Regions from separate parts of the Mus musculus genome. Here regions 1 and 3 are each linked to region 2. Evidence: chromatin loops called from intact Hi-C (ENCODE). Cell type or tissue: heart. All regions are shown on one strand. Each heading gives the region's core, and the rest is flanking DNA. Links, peaks and the distances in the headings are about the cores only.

The links. Hi-C counts contacts between places; a loop is a spot of excess contacts. Peaks named below come from ENCODE experiments on the same cell type or tissue, not always from the same donor. Only the 100,000 strongest peaks of a DNase experiment are listed, where the experiment ranks them.
Region 1: a loop joins it to region 2, with 10 times the contacts of the local background. A loop is called at or near these places in 41 of 42 quality-filtered maps.
Region 3: a loop joins it to region 2, with 2.4 times the contacts of the local background. A loop is called at or near these places in 5 of 42 quality-filtered maps.

The regions. Positions count from the first base shown.
Region 1 is chr1:181,885,645-181,891,084 of GRCm38, reverse strand. It overlaps Gm33669 (a long non-coding RNA gene), which reads right to left. Exons shown (of 4, transcript XR_865801.2): 4 at 4,374-5,119. Among named protein-coding and RNA genes, the nearest start is that of Gm33669, 9.9 kb to the right of the region's middle. In heart, for the core only: no CTCF peak of the experiment used is centred there; a DNase peak (open chromatin) is centred at 2,094.
Region 2 is chr1:182,113,325-182,118,764 of GRCm38, reverse strand. It overlaps Gm33725 (a long non-coding RNA gene), which reads left to right. Exons shown (of 3, transcript XR_373761.4): 2 at 3,138-3,279. Gm39719 (a long non-coding RNA gene) reads right to left here. Exons shown (of 4, transcript XR_865804.2): 4 at 5,124-5,195. Among named protein-coding and RNA genes, the nearest start is that of Srp9, 8.7 kb to the left of the region's middle. In heart, for the core only: CTCF peaks have their summits at 3,144 and 3,347 (motif pointing right); no DNase peak of the experiment used is centred there.
Region 3 is chr1:181,967,799-181,973,238 of GRCm38, reverse strand. All of the region lies in intron 1 of Enah (ENAH actin regulator), which reads left to right. Among named protein-coding and RNA genes, the nearest start is that of Enah, 49 kb to the left of the region's middle. In heart, for the core only: a CTCF peak has its summit at 2,060; no DNase peak of the experiment used is centred there; H3K4me3 peaks cover 265 bases; H3K27ac peaks cover 903 bases.

The sequences.
Region 1 (5,440 bases), core at 1,045-3,544, 230 kb after region 2:
GGTCATGTGGATAGCCTAGAAGCAACGGGTCCATCACAGGAATCTGAGCTGAGTTCCAAGAATAGACAGGTAGTCCTCAAGAAGCAATGGTTCCTCTACAGGGAGCAACAGTTTAGGGGGAGGCGGGGGTGTGGGGGAATGTGAAAGTACAGGCTGCTGTGAAATTAAAGCTGAGAGGAGGCGTGGCTGCACCTGTACCCACAGACTTATATCCTGTGAAGCCCCCCCCCCAGACTGCAGGCCCAAGTTCAAGCCCCTCCTCTCTCCTCCTTGAGACATGCCAACACAAGATTGCATATACCCAAGGTGCCTCAAGTTCAGTGTGGCCCTGCCACCTTCCCATCCTTTTCCACTGTCACCCTAGACTCCATTTCTCAGCATCTCTTGGGTTTGCTTCACCTGTCCAGAGATAAGCAAGCTATGGCTCTGCCTCTAAAGGGTCCTCATGATGAGCCCACCCCGTCCAGTCACCTCACACACACACCCAACACCCCACCCCACCCCACCCCACCCAGTTTACTGCCCTCCTCTTACAGTAGCCAGAGCACTGTATGACCAAAACATCCCTGTCTGCTGAAAGCTTTTTGAGGCTCCGGGAGGCCCAGGTGGAAGTCTGAGTTCCTCACTTGCCCATCATCCTGGGGCCAGCAGCTGGAGGAGACAGAGACCATAAGATGCCTGAACAATGTGTTCCCTCCTCACCTCCGCCCCTTCCTCCGCTGCTATGATCCTGACTTGCTCAGGTCTCAGCTGAATCCCTTTGATCTCAAGAATGTAGATCCAGATTTGTTCTGAGGGGTCCTCGTGGCTCTTTCTGGACAGTGAGATGAAATGGGACATGTTTTGGAAACGTTCAGCAAAGACTTTTTCCTCCAACATAAGAGGAAGATCAATGTGGAAAAGCGCTTTGCCCAAACCTCACTCAGTCTTCAGTTCTCTTTCTTGATGACATGTATTTAATTCTCAGAGCCACTGCATCCACTTTGCAACAGGAGAGGAAAGTTAGACTGAGCCAGCAGACTTGACGCTTGACTTTACCAGACCTGCTTGCAACCACCTTCCTCCTCGGCACTTAAAACCAAAGTACCATTGTTTAGGCCATGCCTAGGCAAAGGGTTCCTGTAGGAATCCCTAAAGAGAGAGTGGGAAGCAGGAAAAAGTGAAGATTTTATAGAGGCACCTGTGATTAGAGGTGCAGCGCATTCCCGGAAGTGCTCCCGAAGGGCGTGGGGCAACTGAGAAAGGGCCAGTCCCTTGTGGTGAGACTTGGGGCCAAGTTCTGTTCTCTCACAGCCACTTTGACATGGCACTTCAGCCCCAGGGACACACCCAGAATAACACTTGCCCAAATGATCAGGACACGCCACAATCCAGTCAATTTGACTCTCAAAATTGACCATCATAGGTATGTGATCTTCCCCCGAGCTTCCAAGGACCTTGGGAGCTCCTTTTTTTTTTTTTTTTTTTTTTTTTAGATTTATTTATTATATGTAAGTACACTGTAGCTGTCTTCAGAGGGCGTCAGATCTTGTTACAGATGGTTGTAAGCCACCATGTGGTTGCTGGGATTTGAACTTCAGACCTTCGGAAGAGCAGCCGGGTGCTCTTACCCACTGAGCCATCTCACCAGCCCCTTGGGAGCTCCTTTGAAAGACGTTTTTTTCAGTACCTACAGCTGGATTAAATGCTGAGCCTTCCTCCCGGGAGAGGAGGGAGCTACAATGTGACCATTTTCTTCTGCCTCCTTCTGACCAGAATGAGCCTTGTCCCCATCTCATCTCTGGAGGAAAGCAGAGATCCTGTTTGCTCAGCACCCCAGGAAGTCATTCCCACCTTCCACATCAGTTCTGGCTTTTCGGTGCCTGGTGAGCTGCACTGAGAGCAGATGTTGGGTCTGGGCCTGCGATTAGGCCAGGCTAGCTTGAAAGTCAAGACACAATGCCAGGATAGACCTAGGCAGGCATCAAAAGTGATGGGGGAGAAACCAGTGTTCCTCTGCTTGTCCCTCTCATTGTCTCTAAGAGTGTCACCCAGCTGGCCGGGGCTATCCAAGCTGCAGTGCTCGGGCGCCTCCCAGCGGTAGCTCTAGGCAGCGCGTCTCCTGGCTGTTAGGCAGCGCCCTCTGCTGGCTAATGTCTGTTCCTTCTCTTCTCACACTTGGGCACAGCGCACAGCCATGCATGTTGATGGGTGGACACGGGCTCCAAACCCGAGGATTTGCTAAGGAAAAAATGAGACTTTAAAGCTGGAGAAAGTATGCAGAGACTATGAAGGAAGACTCCATACACTGTTGTCGCTGTGGTGAGGGGAGCCCCGGAGTGTCCAGATTCTAGATGGGCCCTACAGGCCGGCCAACTTCTACAGTCAGATGTTTTACTGGTCAAGATTATGCTGGAAATGTGAAGTGCGTGCTGTGAGCGAAGCGGCAGGTAGGGTCAAAGCAGGAGCCCTTTCTTTGTACATGCCTGCAGTTTGGGGTAGAAGAGAGGTCTCAGGGCTAGGAGCATGGCTAGCCATTGAGCACGGGGAGAGGAACACCGGAGATAGAAAGCAGGAAGATACCCTGGGAGGTAGAAACAGACATCTGAGAGCCGAAGACAGCCAAGGGCAGATCCTGAGCATTAGTGAGCCACAAAAATGAAGACCAGGGAGACAGAGCAGTGTGTTGAAGGCACTGCAGAACTGAAGTGTGGATCTGCCATCCTCTATACCCATGGTAGCCATCAGGGGAACCAATCAGAATGGAGGCTTCAGTCACTAGCTGAGTAGGTGTTTTTGTTTCTTCCTAGCATGTTCCACGTAGTGGAATATGCTGAACTGCAGGAGTCAGCCTACAGCATTCACACAGAGCTTTACCCAAAAGTCTAGGCTCACCAAAGGAAGCCAGAGGACCAAGCATTCATTATCTTTGCACCTGGACAGGTGTCTCCCCTCTGATAGGCCCATGGTGGGACTGGGCCTAGAGACCATCTCATAGCCCACTGCTTAAGGCCTTTGGGTCCACCAGCTAGCAATGGCCTAACACGGTGGGCTCTGAGGGCGAAGGCCATCTCCATGTCCTCTAGACTGGCTCTCCCAGTAACAGGGGAGGACTGAGGGGCCCTGTATCCCCAGTTGACAAGGTGGCTCATGTGTAGTCTCAGCTCTTGTGGCTCATGGCTACAGATGGCTTGAGTGGAGGCATCTGTGCTTAGGAGTTACGTGCAACTTGGGTGGACTCCCAGGCAAAGCTCACAGTGAAAGTGAGCTGGCAGAAGAGCCACTGACTTCCCTAGGTGCCAATGTCAGCCCTGGGCCTCTAGCTCTCTGCCTTGGGTCCAACATGTCACTTACCCAAGAGCTCTCAGTCCCTTCTGACACTGTCCCTCTTCGCTCACTCTCCTGGACACTAGAGAAATTCAGCAGCAAACAGTGGCCTCAGACTTAGGACAGGGCTGCAGCAGGAGGCAGGAGACATTTGTCCTACTTCCTCTGGCTCTGGGGTCCACCTTGCCACTTAGTGGCAGGACAGATGTGATGGTGACATTTTTGCCCTCCAAGCACCCTGCTTGCTCAGGGTTAACCTGGACATGCATCACCTCCCTGTCAGCCTACTATGGGCCTGAGTGGAGTCCACACAACAGTGCGCTCTGCTCTGGCCTTGTCTTTGTTTTGAGGCCAGGACACAATGGACAGTCTGCCAAAAAAAAAAAAAAAAACCAAGCTGGGTATATACATTTCCGCTCATAGAGTGTGTCCCTAGCATGTTAGAAACTCTGAGTTTGATCCCAAACCTCAAGAAGACAGGACATGGTGGAACACACCTTTAATCCTAGCACTCGGGAAGTGGAGGCAGGAAGATCAGAAGTTCAAGGTCACCCAAGGGCATTCAGCAAAGCCTCTCTGCTCCTGTGCCCAGAGTTCCTGATGCCCAGCCTGGGTCTTGAGAATGGCATATCAAAGTATCCTCCACCTCCGCTAAGTAAACTTCTTCCTAGCCTGCCAGATAATCTTTTGCTGGAGCTAGGATCCTCTCTTTGATCTTAGGAGGCCTGGGTATCTAGTGATCTGCTGTGTGCTGATTGCTGGGCTCAGGGAGAGAAATAGTCTTCTACTTATTGTTTGCTTTGCTGTTTTTGTTGTTGTTATTTTGATGTTGTTGTTGTTTTGGTTTGGTTTGGGGTTTTTTTTGTTTGTTTGCTTGTTTGTTTTGTTTTTGTTTTTGTTTTTGAGACAGGGGTTCACTGTGTAGCCTTAGCTCCCTGGACTGGAACTCACTCTGTGCCCCAGGCTATCTTCAAACTCATAGCCACCTGCCTCTGCCTCCCGAGTGCTGGAATTACAGGTGTACACCACCACATCTGCTCCTTCTTTTATTTAGAGTATGTGTGTGAGAGGGAAGGGGAGATGGAGAGAGAATGAGACCATCTGAGGTCAAAAAAGGGCATCAGCATTACAAGCTACTCAGTGTGGGTACTGAGAGCAGAACTCTGGTCCTCTGCAAGAACAGCAAGTGTTCTTAACCACTGAGCCCTCTCTTCAGCTCCAGACGGTGGTCTTTTGATAGTGATGTACAGCTTATTTGTCCTGAGAGCACAGACAGACACTCAAAGCCAGAGAGCCCCCTTCTCACCAGTCATGTGTCCTCTCTTCAATGCTGCTCTGTCTCTGGTCTTCAGCCAGAATATCTGACAATCCCATGGCTACCGAGGAACATTTACATCCAGGGGCCAAATGTCCCCACATGGCTGTTAGGACAACAACCTCTTTAGTCTATCGTATGTGGCTGGGGTCCCACGGAGCCCATTGCTTAGATGAGCCAAAGTGTCCATGAAGTGCAAGGTAACTGGAGGCTTTGTCCCAAAGTTGTTCTCCATTGGTGTGCTGCCATCACACCTGTAAGCAGAGGAAGGCAGGGACCAGGAAGGAGAAGGCGGAGCCAGTCCCACACTCAGGTATCTCTTTGAGGTTCCTAGGACTGCTATGACAGAGGACCACTGTCTGGAGAAAGGGGACATGGTCCCAGAGGCTGGAGTCCAAGATCAACAGGGTTGTTTCCCTCTGAGGCACCTCCTTGGCTCCTCTGGCCACCTTCTTGCCACATGACCTTCCCTTTGTATGTGTGCATCCAAATTGCTCCCTTTTTAAACAAAACAAAATAACGAAACAACAGTTATTTCTTTGAAAAATATTTTTACATAACACTTATTATCATTATTATAGTGCTATAAATATTATATAATGTTTTTTTATTTTATTTATCTTTATTTTATGTATATTAGTATATTAGTTACTTCCCCATTTCCTATTGCAGGACAACTTACAGAAAGAAGGATTTAATTTAGGTTGCAGTTCCAGAGGATCAGAGTCTGTGACAGCAGAGAGGAGGGAGAAGGCAGCAGACAGAGAAAACAGAGAGAGTACTTGCAATGATTTTGCGTCTTCTGAAACCAAGAGACAT
Region 2 (5,440 bases), core at 1,839-4,338:
AGTACTGGGATTAAAGACATGCGCCACCACACCCGCCAGCTCTCTTCTCTTATTCCATCCACATTCTATGTGATCCAACCCACTCTAGGAAATTCATTCACTTCAGACTATTTCTAGACTGAAGTCACTACTTATCTGTAGTTATGGCCCCTCGTTATGCCCTTACTCTTGCTATTATACTGAGGATGGGGCTTTCCTCCGTCTTCACAGTTAATATCGTCACAAATCTTACCTGCATCCGGAAATCACATTACAGTGTTCTATAATGAGGAGAGCTTGGGGGGCCGCTTCTAAAAACTTTACAAGAAACATTGGGCCAGGACACGGAAGTAGGCTCCAGGCAAGAATTTGACTTTAGGTTAAGACCAGGAAATAGTCTCAGATAAGAATATTAACATTGGGCTAATACAAAGCTCAAGGTAACCTCAGCAGAAGAATGTGGCATTTCTGTTATCTTGGACATTCAGATAAGCCACTGGAAACATTGATCAAGGGACTTTGTTTATTGTCTTGTTTGTCCCTTGACTATTTGTGTTTATTGCCTTGTTTGTTCCTTAACCTAGAACTGACCATATTATTTGCACGTGCTTAAAATGGTATAAAAGCAGACTGGGCAAAATTAAACCTGCTTCAGCCTCAGAACAGGCTGGGTCATGCTACAGTGTTGTCTAGTGGTCATATTTGCGTTTTGATCCTCGTTCCCTCCCCGGAGAATCCGTCGACTGACTGAGCTGGCTTGGTCATTATAAGATGGTCATTTCTGTTCCAGAGTTTTGTTTTGCCCTCAGGGAAAATTGCCCTGGCTCCATGGTAGCCTTCCCTGCCTCCCTTAGGCATTGGAATCCCAAGGTAGCAGCCATTAGTTTTACCTACTGTGCTCTAGGATGCCTGGATTAGTACTGAGTCTAGACCTCTTCTCTGAACTGCCAGGTCCTGGGCTAACCCCAGACTTGAATTTGAGAGATTAAAACAGTTTTTCAGTAAATCATAATAATGTCTAAGCAATAGATGTAATACCTGATTCCTTCCGACTTAGGAGCGTTGGCAGATTATTGTCACTCATACCCTGTGATTGACAGCCAGGAATTCTGTAACTTCAAGTCTCGTTCTTCTTACAGACCAGTCATTGTGCTGAGCAGAATGTTTTAAGGCTAATGGAGTCAAGCTGGAGAGATGGCTCAGGGGCTAAGAGCACTGGCTGCTCTTCCAAAGGCCCTGAGTTCGATTCCCAGCAACCGCTTGGTGGTGAATAACCATCTATAATGAGATCTGGTGCCCTTCTCTAGCCTGCAGTCATATATGCTCTATACCTAATAAATAAATCTTTAAAAAAAAAAGGTTAATGGGGTCAGGAGCAGAGACAAGAAGGCAAGTTTACAAATACCTATGCAAGCTTGCCACAGCAAGGGCCAGAGCATGCTGATTCCTGAGAGCTGGCAGACCCTGGTTTCATCTGCTACTTACCTTTAGTTCTATATCTTTTTTTAAAGATTTATTTATTTATTTAATGTATATGTGCACACTGTAGCTGTCTTCAGACACACCAGAAGAGGGCATCAGATCCCATTACAGATGGTTGTGAGCCACCATGTGGTTGTTGGGAATTGAACTCAGGACCTCTGGAAGAGCAGTCAGTGCTCTTAACCGCTCAGCCGTCTCTCCAGCCCCTGGTTCTATATCTTTTACCCAAAAGTTTCAGTGGCCAGTAAGATGATTATTCTCACTTGTCAACCTGGTGGATCTATAATCACTTGGGAGACAGGCCATGAGGAGGCCTGTGGGAGATTATATTGATGAGGTTAACTGAGGTGGAAGTATTGTGAGCAGCTCCATTCTCTAGGCTGGACTCCCAGACTGTATAAAAAGGATAAAGTGAGCCAGGTGTGATGGCACATACATTTCATGCATTTAATCCCAGCACCAAAGAGACAGAGGCAGACAGATCTCTGTGATTCTGAGGACAGCATGGTCTACATAGTGAGTTCTAGGACAGCCAGGAATATATAGAGAGAGGCACTCTGACTCAAAACAAGCAAACAACAACAACAAAGTGAGCAGGACACACTCATTATTTCCTGCTTTCTGACTGTGGACATGATCTGACCAGCCGCCTCAGACTCTGCCTCATTCATTGTCTTGCTGGCCATGATGGGGCTGACACTGTGAGCCAACCAAAGTCCTTCCTTCCTTCCTTCCTTCCTTCCTTCCTTCCTTCCTTCCTTCCTTCCTTCCTTCCTTAAGTGGCTTTTGTCACGCTATTTTATCTCAGCAACGGGGACAGTAACTAATGGGGACAGTAGCTGGTAAGCGAGAAAAGGAAGGGACTCTGCTCTGTAAAGTGTTGTTGGCAGGGCACCTGGCCACTATGCGTGAGATCCTGAGTTTCACTGCAAAAGGAAGAGAAAAAAACCCTCCAATAGTGTTTTGAATGGAATGACTATTTCTGAGCGCGCTTCTCCTGCTTGAACTTTTGTCCCCCTCTGTTTTCCTTGGTTTGGCTTCTACACACAGGGCAGCAGCTGTTCTGAACTAAGAACAGGTGTGGGTCCTTAAATGAATTCCTCCTCTAATGGGCATCACAATAGTCCCGAGTGTCCCAAGTGCAGCTGGCATGCCAAACATGTGTGGCTATGTTTATTCTCCCGAAATAAATATTTATAGAACCCACTATGTGCCAGCAGCATCAAGGAAGACTTTGTTCTTCTACCTTCCCAGGTTTCATGGACCCAAAGCAAGACAGGCTGGGTAAAACACACCTGCTAAGAGAAGCCAACTAAAAAATCCTGTTTATCCAGAACACTCTTGCCCCAAGGAAGGAGGGAGGGAAACCTGAGGAGGCCCTCCCAGCAGAAGGGCTCAGACCAGCGGAGGGCAGTGCTGTGCAGTAGATCCAAGCCAAGTACTGGCTCAGAATCAGCCCTTCCTGAGGAGACCAGACTCCAAGCTGCAGGAACTCAGCTTAGCTGGAAGGTGTCTGCCATTTGCTTAAAACCCAGGGACTATTGAGTGTGGGTCCTTGGAGATCAGTCTTGAGTGCTTCCCGGGAACCTTTGGGGACACAGACATTCAGATGCTGTGCTGTCTCCACACTTTACCTTCTTAGACACCCAAACAATCCTGACACTTCTTTTCACCAGAAAAGCTTGGCCAGGAATTTCCAATCCAGTGTTACTTATTGAGCTCCTGGGTGCCTCTTCCTGGGTCTGCCAACCAAGTGGATGAGCTTCAGAGAGTCCAGAGAAGCACACGAGATGTTTACACGCTAATAAGAGAGCACAGGTAGGTGAGGAGGTCGGTCAAATTTACCTGGAAATGGAAATGTGCACTGATGGAGCCCTTCCACAAGGGGGCACACAACACTCAGGGTTCCACAGAAGTCTTCCGGCCCCTGCCTGACCAGGTAACTCAGTCAGGACAAGACAACCTAACCTATCAGTGTATACTCAAAATATGTCCAAAGGGTTGGGAGAAGTGTGTGCTCTGGGACGCCACCAAGGCTAATCTCCAATGGCCCAAATTCAATAGTCCCTGGAATTTCTGTCTTTATTGGTTGTTTTTTTGTTGTGGTGGTGGTGGTAGTGGTGGGCTATTTGTATGTTTAGGTTTTTGGGTTTTGTTTGATTGTTTAGTTTTGTCTTTTTGGGACAAGTTTTGAAACTTGTGGCAATCCTCCTGTCTCTGCCCTCTGAGTGCTAGGATACCTACCATGATTTTACTTATTTTTATTTTCTAGTACATGAGTAGGTAATTGCTCTATTCCTGAACTATCCTGTCAGCCAGGTCCATCGCTCAGAATCCCTGTCCTGCTGCCTCAAGATCGTATTGGGACTGGGGCAGGGCAACAAGGGCAGGCAGTGCAAGAGCCTGCCGGGCATCCAAGCCCAGGTGCTGGGACGCAGCCTGGGAGTCGACTCAGCCCCACCTCTAAGACACCCGGTGCACCTCTGAGGTCCTGGAGGTGGCCTCCAGCTCTCCTGTGCCCTGCCTCAAGGATGCTGATGTTTTTGTGATTTGAACCACTAATAATCCATTAAGTGAAACAGATTTCAAACAGAACAAACACACCCCAAAAACAACAGGAGAAAAGCCTTGGGGTGTTTGGGTTTGTCTTGTTTGGGAGGGGAGAGGGATATAGGTGTTGGTGCTTTCCCAAGGGTGTTGAGCACAAAGAGTGCCCTGACTGAACCTCGGACACCAGCAAAGCCACCCTTAGGGCCACCTCCTTTGGTACAAGCTGCCGGTGCTGGAGACCAGAGGTCGAAGGCAAAGCACTGAGATTCCCGAGGCTCAGCCCGTAGGTTTCATCTGCATCTTATTAAAATGAAATTCAAATCCCAGTAGCTGGAAGAAAAGGTCGGGATTTGACCCAGTCGGTGACCTCCCCCTGTTCCTCCCTCTTCTTCCCTGGCCCAGGTCCCATCAGAGCCGGGCTCCAATTTCCCCTCTCCCTGGGTAGCCCCGCACTGCTCAGAAACTCCACAGAATGGCTCCATTGTAGGCCACACAAACCAAAATAGCCGCATTTCTGTCCTCTGCCTTAGGGAGCATCACTTAAAACCCCAAAGTCCCAGATGTGGACGACAATGGAAGTTGTTGTTGCAAATTAACTATCCTGAAAGTGGTGAGAGGCAGGTAGTCGGAAAGCAGCCAGTGGGGTGGGCTGGGCTGTGGGAGAGGGAACAATTACATAGTCACTCCATTAACCCAATTAGCAAACTCTGGCAGGGATTCCCTCGTCAACAAAGCAGCATGGTAAGGAAGGTGGGAACCGGGACAGGGTGGGGGTACTCTTGGAATGAAGGGGCTAAGAGTAAAACTTCAGTTACCTCTCCCGCTGACGAATGCTATTTCTATCAAATGGTAAATGTTCTGGGTTCTTTTTTTAAACCATGCCCCAGAGCACTGGATGAACAGTGTTCGCTTTAATTAATGAATCAGATGACATCTCCACTCAGCAGCAGGCTCCGCTCAGCTGTGGAAACCCTCTGGGTGGCCTAGAGAACGGGGACTGTGGAGTCCTGATTGCACACAGCTGTCAGCTCATTGGTCATCCAGTCCAAAAGGTCAGGGGACCCCTCCCCAGCATCCTCCTGGTTGCAAGAGCTTTCTTAGGTTTCGAGAAGGGGACCAGCATCGAAGAGTGTGACCGTAGTAATGTTTCTTCTGAGTCCTTTTGTACAGGCTGTGCCAAGGAGCTGGAATTTAGAGGGAAGGACAATGTACGTCGTATGAAATGGTCAATCAGGCTTTCTGATCCAAGCAGGGGTGAGCAAGGACACAGAGCAACAGGTGTCACTAGTGGGTGGGGGCGGGGTGGGGGTCCTGGGAATACCATGATGACCTCACATGCCTAGAATAACCCTCTGGTGAAGAGGCCTTGGAGAGGGCAGTGCGGGCTGGAGCTGTGCTGAGGAAGATCTTCCACCCGCCCGCTTCAAGC
Region 3 (5,440 bases), core at 1,045-3,544, 140 kb after region 2:
TAGCCTATGTAGATACCAGCATATACATAAACATGGCAGATACACAGGGACAGCAACAATAAAAACTCTTGTTTAAAAACAAAATAGACACATCTTGTTTGGAAAGTGTTGACTATGGGCCTTCTACAGAGCGATGCTGGAGGTTAGAAGGCTGTTTTGTGAGCTCTTATAAGAATCCAGGGAGGAAATAGTCCACTAAAGTGGTGGCAGTGGAACCCTATAGAGGCAGCGTGGAAGAGATCTGGGTGCTGGTGACTAATGGGAGATAACTGCACGGGAACAGAGTGGGGAACTTAGATTTCTATCTGGGGAAGAGATATAGGTATATTTCATCTCGAAAGGGAAATAGGGAGAAAGGAGCAGTTAGGCTAAGGGCGTAAGTTGGGTAGGAAAATGTGTAATGCCTCAAAAGTACTTGTGTATAAGTACACAGCAAGTAGTTATCTGTAGCTTTTGAGCACAGGAGAAAAATGTCGACTGGAAATACTGTCTGCTGCAGGTGTTAGCTTGAAACCTTGACTATGGCTGTCTTTAAGCCTTAGTGGTAGATGTCTTTGGGCTTTAATGTGAAGCCATAATCAACACAATACTTACCAAATCTTGATCACTGTCGTCTTTACTGTTTCTTCCATCAGTTTAATTTTTTTAATTGTATGTGTGCGGGTTCACATGTAAACATGGATCCATATACCATAGAGTGCTTGTGCTGGCTGAAGAACAGCTTTCTGGGGTTGGATCTTTCCTTCCTTTTAATACAGGTTTAGGGGTCAGACTCCATTCTCTACACTCAGAAGTCAAGTACCTTCACACTGTCCCTCAAGTTGAAAGTTTTACTGGAGTGAATATAAGAAATGAAGCATGCATCTCCTTGGTCTTTTGTTTTATGAAGATGAAGATACACAATTACTTTGTCATTTTTTTATTGTAACTGTTGCAGTTTCATTTATGTTTGCCAAGTATCCTGACTGGAAGCAACATAGGGAAGGAAAGGGTCAATTTACAGTTCTGAGTTTCAGTCCATCATTAGGGGAAGCCAGGGGTGGAATTCAAGCCACTCAGCACGTTATCTATGTACCACATAAGCAGCGCTCCCAGGCTTCCTGCTCACCGCTCATCTAGCTTTCTTTATTCTTACACTGCTCAGAGCCCAGATCCTCTAGAAATAGGACTATACCTAGAGTTGTATGAGAACCTCAGCTGAAGAATTACCTCAACAATGGCTTGTGGCCATGTCTGTTAGGAATTGTCTTGATTGCTGATTGATATCGGAGGGTACACCTCTCTGTGGGTGGCACCATTTTGGCAGGTAGATCTGAGCTGCATAAAAAAACTAGCTGTGGGGCCTCAAAAGACAGCTTGTGGTTAAGATGGTCTGCCGCTCGTGCAGAAGATCTGGACTCAGTTGCCATTGGGTGGCTCCCCAGTTACAGGGGATCTGACGTCCTCCCCTTCTGGCCCCTGTGGGCACCAGGCACACAATACACATGATAAACATACAGACATCCAGACAAAATTCCCATACACAATAAAGTTAGAAAGGAGAAAGAGATGGGGTTTGGGGGAGGGAGAGAGGGAGCAGGGAAGGGAAAGAGGGAGCCGAGAGGGAGAGAGAGAAAGCTGATCCATCAAGTAAGCAAGGCAGAGACGGAGCCAGCAAGCAATGTTCCTCCATGGTTCTTGTGCTAGGTTCCTGCCCTGATTTCCTTCAGTCATGGGTTTGGTCTGGCAGTGTAAGATGAAGTGACCCCTCTCCTCCTCCAGCTGCTTTTAGTTGTGGACACCTTTGTTTGCCGTTTCAGTTGACTTCAGTTTTTTAGAAGATTGTTTCTTTTACATCTATGGGCATTTAGTTGCCTCTGAGGCCAGAAAAGGTAGAATCCCTTGGAAGTGAAGTTAGGAGCTACACAGTATGAATTGAGGATGGGGGTGAGGGGGGTGGAGAGAGAGAGAGAGAGAGAGACTGTAGTTATTTACTTAGTGTGCATGCATGCTGTATCTGTTTATACACCCGGACTCCAGAAAAGGGCACCAGATCCTAGTACACATGGTCCTGAGCCACCTTGTGATTGCTGGGAATTGAGCACGGTACCACTGAAAGAGCAGCAGACAGTGCTCTTAGTCTCTGAACCATCTTTCCAGCCCATGTAACACAGAGTTTTAAAAAGAAAGGAAAATGAACTTAAAGATAGTGCAATACAAGTTTTAAACAAATGCGGCTTCTCCATAAAATTTATTATATTTTCTCCCTATTTAAAGCTAATATGCATATGGTAAATTATACACAACAGAAAGTTTGCCATCTTAACCACTTTAGACTGTAGAATTTGGTGGCATTGGTTAAATTACCTTATTGTACAACGAGCATCAGCATTCACCACAGAACCTTTTCATCCTTGACACAAACGCTCCACGAAGGGCAAGTATTCCCTGCCATTCAGATGGCCCAGCCTGTAAGGCCCGTATATGGAGGAAGCCAACTGTGGAAAGTAGTCCTTTGATCTCTTACAGGAAGTCTGTGATATGCACCCCTTACCGAATGAATGCAATTAAAAGCCACCATTCTTTTCCTTCTTTCCCCAGCCCCTGGCAGCCACCATACTGCTTTATGCCTCTGACTTTATGTGTTTTGGGAACCCATTGTAAATGGAATCATATAGTATTTGTCCCTTTGATCCCCGCTTGTTTCGTATAGTATAATGTCCTCAAGGTTCACCCGAGATACAGCATTACAACAAAATTTATTTTCTTTTAAAGGCTTGAATAAACCGTTGTATGTATGTATCACCTTTTGGTTCTCTGCTCATCTCTATTTGAGGTATTTGTTTTTGAACAAAGCTGCTGTGAATTGGCTATGTAAATATCTATTTGAGTCCCTCTTTTGGGACTCATCATCTGTCTCATATAAATGAACACAGATAACTTGGTTTGATTTTTCATGAAAAACAGCTGAGGAGACTCTTAATTTAACAATACAAATTAAAGATATGTGACTAGTTTACCTATATATTCTACTTTAGCCTTTTTGTGAGATAATAAGTTTATAAAGAGTCTTGTCCCAACAACTGATTTAAGTGCAGCATTTGGTAGCTGGCTCATTTATGGTAGTTATAAAACAAGATAAATGGCTATATTGGCGTTTACTGTGTGTTGGCCTTTTACATTTCCTACAATAGTTTTGGGCTCAGGTTGTAGTGTAAATTGTACAGCTGTAGGAAAGCCACACATAGGAAAATAGTCTGTATTCTAATGTTATGTCTGTCAGCTCTAGCCATCTAAAATTCAATCATGAGTTTAAAGTGTTCTTTTTGCATTTAAATCTTTATAACGAAGCATTTTATTCAGAGTGATAGAATAAATTCCCAGTTAATACAACCATTCAGTAATACATAGATTTTTTTTCTTTTTAGATTTATATATTTATTTTTATGGTATGAGCCTTCATGTGGTTGTTGAGAATTGTATTTAGGATCTCTGCTCGCTCCGGTCAACTCTGCTCGTTGAGTCCCTGCTCACTCTGAGTCAAAGATGTACTTATTATTATATATAAGTACACTGTAGCCATCTTCATACACACCAAAAGAGAATGACAGATTTCATTACAGATGGTTGTGAGCCACCATGTGGTTGCTGGGATTTGAACTCAGGACCTTTGGAAGAGCAGCCAGTGCTCTTGCCTGCTGAGCCATCTTGCCAGCCCAATACATAGTAGGTCTTTAGTTAGGGTAGTAGATGTAACCACAGTCATACACTTCTCAATTTTTTGTTGTTTTTCACTTGTTCAGAGGGTCTTCTGTGGTTTTAAGTTAGAATTTTATCTTAACTTTTCTAGTCACTACTTTTCTATAATGAACTGGTCAAAATATCTTTGAAAAAAATAGGTAGCCATATCCTTCTACTCGCCTAGTAGATTTAAAGGTCACATTTGTGTTCTTTAGATTTTCATCACTGTGACAGAATACCTGACACAAACAGAATGGTTTATGTTTCAGAGTTTTAATCTAAGTTTATATTTTAGAGATTTAATTCCAAGGTCACCGAGCTCCATTGATTCTGGGCCAGGGCACAGTGAGGCAGGGCATCACAGTGAAAGCATGTCATGAAGAAAAATTACTTTGTGACCAACAGGAAGCTGAGACAGGCAGGACACAAAATTTACCCATTTTAAAGGCACCCTCCAGTGACTGTTTTGTAGTTCCCACTAATGCCATCAATTTACACATCCACCGCCAGATTAAACCATTAAAAAGGGAATCCTCGTGGTCTCAGACTGAATGAGTGGGAAAGCAGGCGAGCTGAGTATTTTCCTAAGTGGGTCTTCTCCCACTCCCTCAGACAGTTGTGGTCCCACCTTCTATGCTTCTTCCTCTGTAATAAATGCAGCAAACCACGAGGAAAAGAAGTCTTTTCCAGTTGCTTTGGTCATGTATTTTGCCACAGCGATAAAAATAGGTTTTTGTTTTGTTTTTTTTTTTTAAGTTGAAAGGTTTCAGGAGAAATCTGCTGTGTTTCTGTCCTGAGGGGCTTGCTCTCCGGCCGGGTAGGTCTTCCTCAGGATGTGCCCCATGAGGCCGTCACATCCTGTTCACGGTCAGTCTCACTCGCTACCTTACTGCTGTTGCCTCCTTCTGATAGATAGGTTTTCATTTTCTCTCCATGAACGCTTAAAAATTCCATCCCAGTTTCTCCTTAATTGTGGTTCTAAGAATAGAATATTGTATATATTCCTTAGTTTTATATTTTCTCTCTAGGCATGCTGTTGACAATAGCAGGTTCTTTTTATTGACTTGTATTTACTGAATTTTACGGATCCTGTACTTGAGTGCCAGTAAGAATGATTTCAGGTGGGTATTGTGTGTGGTACAGGCTGCTTATCCAGGCAGTCGGGAGGCAAAAGCAGGAGGAATATCCTGGAACTACATGTTGAGATCCTGTCTCAAAAAACAGGCAATAAGATATTTTTATAGCTGCTGTTGTTAGCACAGTTTCATGTAACCTAGGCTGGCCTCAAGCTCTATATGTACCTGAGCTCCTGGTCCTACGGCCTCCATCTTCCAAGTAGTGGTGTCAGAGGTGTGTACTACCATATCAGGTACCGTGCTTGGAGTCAGGTCAGCACTTCACCAACCAAGCTATATCCTTTACCTGAAATTATTATTTTAAAGCTTACCTTCCAGATTCCTAAGCACGCAGCTATGTTCAGTAAGGACCTTCTTTCTACATACCGAGGAAAGAAGTACAGTTGCGGGATTTTTCATCCTGAAAGGTGGTCCATCAGGTTAACAAAGTATTTTCAAAAGCACACTGTTGTGCTTCGGGTGAACTGACACTTTTTCTTGGCTGTGGATGGATTGTTACACCTGGCTGCATTTGCATTTTGTGTATGCACTTGGATCCTGTGGGATAAAGAGCTTAATAGTAACATTGCTGTTGTACCTCTTAG